2 separate regions of the Homo sapiens genome follow, and region 2 is linked to region 1. A link is an interaction called in ENCODE POLR2A ChIA-PET data of the cell type or tissue named here. Cell type or tissue: A673. All regions are shown on one strand.

Region 1 (2,500 bases):
GTGTGGATGTCCAGGAAACTTCCACTGGAAATTTATCAAAACTGGGGAGATGATGATTAATCACATCCAAAGAATAAGCTAATATGTACACAAATGAGAGAAAAGTGAAAATAGGAACATTGTCTTGGTATGGACAAAGGGTTTGCTATGGCAGTCACCAGGCTAGTTTGTGTAGCCATGAGTTGAGGTTTCCTAACAAAACAAAGAGGTTCTTACCTCCAGAATGCTACTGGACCCACAAATATCAGGGACAGATTTGATGACTTCTTTAAGTTCCCTTCTTTAGGTTCTCACCTAGCAGTCTATAATTTTAGGATTGTGGAGAATATTAGCAATAATTAAACATGGCAGCCCTTAATCAATGGCATTTAGACAAGAAGATGATGCATTAAACATGCTGTTTTCACTGTCCTCCCCATCTTCACCCCTGTGCAGCCCTGTTAAGAATGAACACATTAATAATTTACAAACGCGCACATATGCTAATCTATTTTCTAAAGTGATGGAAAGATTCATAGTTTGCCAGTGTCCGTTCCAAACAGCATGATTTATTGAGGATTAAGGTTTAAGCTTATCCTCTCTAAATTCATCCTCAGTAATAAGATTTTGGTTCATTTGAATGTAAATGCTGCAGCTGAGTATCCAGAAGCTGCGTTTATTTAAATCCCTATCCAAGATATTACTGAACATGTTGCCTACATGTCTGACATAACTTTTTTGAAAGTAAGTTAACATTTACTCAGAAGTGAGCTGAGTCCACAATCAAATCACCTCATTTCTATTTTAAATAATTGTACTTTATTTCACCTTTAAACTTACCTTGGGTACGTTCCACTTTTATTTTTTAAAATAGTATTTTTCTGTCGCTGAATAAAACCAGCTGACCCAAAGCAACTTCTATGCTGACAATTTGATCAAAGTAGATCACTCTGAAGTAAGCATGACATATTCTGAGTAACGCAATATGCTTATTACAAAACAGCGTAAAAATGGCTTCATTACAATGTCAGTAGATAAAGACATTACTAATATTGGATTTTACATATTCTAAGGAAGGAATGGGACAGACTATTTTTGGCTTTGAATGTGACAGACATAATTTCATCAGTCATAAAAATAAACCCATGGTATGCAGATCTATCATTATATAAATGTGGAAAATTATACTCAAAGTTTAATTTAAAGCAGTGAATATAACCAATATTTGATATACATACATATCAGAATTTAAGATTGAACGTAGTTAATATTACTGGAAAAAAATAATAAATTATTCAATTATCTTCTGTTTACACTGCACCCAGAAATATTTTGTAAAATCTCGCCTGCTTCAATTGTAAGTGGTTAGAAACTAGCAATAAATTAGTAAGTCTTGAATTCCTAGGTTTTAAATTTCAGGCAGCCAAATTGAAAAAAATACAAGATTGATAAAGTCATAAAAACTTTATGTAAACACATAGTTCACTGCTTTGAATTAAAGAGTAAACATAAAGATTAGTCACTAATTTGCTGATGGTTCTTAACATTTCTTGGACATCTGCCAACATTTGTACATTTAAAGCTAGTAAAGAAACCAGAATTTCTTCAATCTTGCCACTAGATGGCATAGACTTGGAGACTCAGCCTTGGCTTAAAAGTAGTTTAAGCAAAACACAAAACACAGAATCTTTGTATGGTGGACATAGAGAAGAAAAGTTTGTATTAACTTGGGTCAAAGAGGATAAGAAGAAGAATAAATAAATAATATTTCCCTACATCATATTTAAGTTTTCCGTATGAAAGTTTAGAATACAAGAATTTTATAATTTGTCATACATGGGAACAGGGAAGAAAATTGGTGGTAAAAAATAAAATATATTCCTTGAAATTTATCCATTTTTAGCTATGAAAAAATTACCACAGGATAGGGAAGGATTAAAACCAGTGATTCCCCCTTTCCCCACTTTTGGAATGAACACAGGTAAATATATGCATGCAACTATTAGGAACAGATTAAAAATTAGTTGAATTTAAATTGAAAACATCTGGTGATCTATTGTGCAATTTAAATGCCTTAAATTTAGCTTTTTATTGATAAATATTCATGCTGATTTTCATTCCAAATAACATTTTTAACAGCTTTATTGAGATAAAATTTATATACCATAAAATCCAGCCATTCAAAGTGCACAATTCAGTGCTTGCTAGTATAGTCACAGGGTTGTACAACCATCACCATAATGTCAGGACATTTTTGTCCCCCTTGAAAGAATCCCTGTGTCTATTGGCTGTCATATCCATCCCCCTCCCTGTCCCACCTCATCAGCAACCTCTCATCTATTTGGTGTCTCTATGGACTTGCCTATTCTGGATATTTCATATAAATAGAATCATACAACATATGGTCTTTTGTGACTGATTTTGTTCATTTAGCATAATGTTTTCAAGATTTATCCGTATTTCAGTATGTATCAGAACTTCATTCCTTCTTAGGGCTGAAAATATTCCATTGTATAGATAT
Region 2 (2,500 bases), 170 kb after region 1:
TACCACCTAAAGTAAGGAAAATAGCCCTCTTGCTTTCCATTTCTAATTGCAATCATTACTCCTCCACTGTTATATAAAACCACTTTATTTGAGGCTTGTATCATCCAAGCTGTGCTACCATCTATTATTCTTTAATATAATGACCTCCTGGTTATCCCAGGAGAATAAAAGACATTGACACGGCCGGGCGTGGTGGCTCACGCCTGTAATCCCAGCACTTTGGGAGCCTGAGGCGGGCGGATCACGAGGTCAGGAGATCGAGACCATCCTGGCTAACACGGTGAAACCCCGTCTCTACTAAAAATACAAAAAAATTAGCCAGGCGTGGTGGTGGGCACCTGTAGTCCCAGCTACTCGGGAGGCTGAGGCAGGAGAATGGCGTGAACCTGGGAGGCGGAGCTTGCAGTGAGCCGCGATCATGCCACTGCACTCCAGGCTGGGAGACAGAGTGAGACTCCGTCTCAAAAAAAAGAAAGACATTGACAAATGTTTGTAACATGATTATGTTTGGGAAAAGATTCTCCTCTTGGGTCTTAACGTACTTAGATCTGGAATCATTTTTGGTAATTTGATGAGTCAACCCTTTAGATAATTCATTATGCATCACCATGCCTTTCTCAACTCCAGTGTCCCTTCATTCCACTCCATGTTGAACTCATACCCACGGCTACACTGTAGTCCTGAAATTTCAGCCAACGTTCCATTCTGTTACTGTGATGTCTTATCCTTCTTTTTCTCTCACTCCCTTCTCATCTGCTTTTTAGACTCATTTATGATTCCTGCTACTTTTTTTTTTTTTTTTTTTTTTTTGAGACGGAGTCTCGCTCTGCCGCCCAGGCTGGAGTGCAGTGGCACGATCTCGGCTCGCTGCAAGCTCCGCCTCCCGAGTTCACACCATTCTCCTGCCTCAGCCTCCTGAGTAGCTGGGACTACAGGCGCCCGCCACCACGCCCAGCTAATTTTTTGTATTTTTTAGTAGAGACGGGGTTTCACCATGTTAGCCAGGCTGGTCTCGATCTCCTGACCTTGTGATCCGCCCGCCTCGGCCTCCTAAAGTGCTGGGATTACAGGCGTGAGCCACCGCACCTGGCTAATTCCTGCTACATTTTCTTAAGTCTCCCTCCCGTTCATGGTTTTACTCCCTTCCTGACTCAAGTCTCAGACTTCATGGATTACTTTTGTCTTTCATGTATTACTCTTTGTTTTTCTATCCTAGTCATCTTGCAAATCTATATTACTGTTTTTATACCTAGCCTTTGATCTCTTCCAAAAAAGATCACACAGACATGCAGAATCAGCAGCACTGTAGGTCCACAGGGTCCCTATCTAGTTATCTTTAGTTAGCTTCCTATCTATTCCCTTAGACACTCTCCCAAAGTTTCACCTTTCCTCAAACATCAGGTTTTCACTGCTCCCTTCATTTCTCACAGTTAGCTTTGCTTTTGCTTTCTACTTTATCTTTGAAGTTCAAGACATTTCTTTCTACCTACCAACATTAATTAACCTATGTTTTCCTTTTAGTTCAGTGAAAGATTTATAATCTGTTCAAGAATAATTACCCTCTCTGTTTTGGAACTCATACCTTCTCATCAGTATCTTTAAACTCTTACTCTTTCAGTAATTAATCCTTTAATAGATAAAGTTATTCCCATTTCTTCCATCTTAATAATAATAATAAATATTTCTGTTGATCTCTTATTCTGTACTTGTCCCCCTTTCCCCTTTTTCTGAGAGTGTTGGGGGGTAGGGTTGAACCTTTTGAAAGAACAGTCACTTTATTACTCCCCCCTTTTTTTCACTTTTTTGGTTTCTGTCTGCACCACTCCACTGAAGCTTGCCAAATCCAGTGATCTCTTTGCTTTTATTTGAATATTAAGACATTTAAGACTACTGAAAACTCCTTCTTGAAATATTTTCCTTTCTCCATTTTTGTGGGATCCACCTCTCCTGGTTTTTTTCCATCTTGGCTTTTTTTCTGCTTCCTATATGGGTTTCTTTTCTTTCCTTGCCCCTTTATGAAAGCTGTTCTTGTGTTTTAGCCTCTGTCTTCTGCTCTTCTCACTCTGTACATTCTTCTTGGACAGCATCATTCCATATCCATCTTTACCATTGGTAGCTCTCAAATATTAATATATATCTCTAGCTTGTCCTCTGTGCTGTGCTCTAGACTTATACACCTAGAGGCTTACTTAGCATCTTCATGGAGATGTCTCATGGGTGCTTCAAATCTAGTGTTTTCAGACAGTGCATCTGTCCCCTGATTACTTCTCTGGATTCCACATCTACTGGAATGGCATCATCTGCCTAGTGAGAAACTTAGAAAGTGTTCTTGACTCTGCTTTCTTATTTATACCCCATATCTACAGAATTGCCAAGTTTTAAAACATTTAACCTTCTTAGTGGCTGATGGATGCTTCTCTTCTTCTTTGCCACTGCCTTAGTTTAGCCTTCATCACTTTTATTTAAATTATTGTTCAAACTGGTTACCCTGCCACATGTA

What was found. Peaks named below come from ENCODE experiments on the same cell type or tissue, not always from the same donor. Only the 100,000 strongest peaks of a DNase experiment are listed, where the experiment ranks them.
Region 2: POLR2A ChIA-PET joins it to region 1 with 14 read pairs; 2 of 35 experiments call an interaction of 5 or more read pairs at or near these places.

What each region holds. Positions count from the first base shown.
Region 1 is chr6:70,370,108-70,372,607 of GRCh38, forward strand. The region is part of intron 1 of LOC105377848 (a long non-coding RNA gene); the gene reads right to left. Among named protein-coding and RNA genes, the nearest start is that of LINC01610, 23 kb to the right of the region's middle. In A673, a CTCF peak has its summit at 1,612 (motif pointing right); DNase peaks (open chromatin) are centred at 574 and 1,554; H3K4me3 peaks cover 694 bases.
Region 2 is chr6:70,539,533-70,542,032 of GRCh38, forward strand. All of the region lies in intron 20 of FAM135A (family with sequence similarity 135 member A), which reads left to right. Among named protein-coding and RNA genes, the nearest start is that of SDHAF4, 26 kb to the right of the region's middle. In A673, no CTCF peak of the experiment used is centred here; no DNase peak of the experiment used is centred here.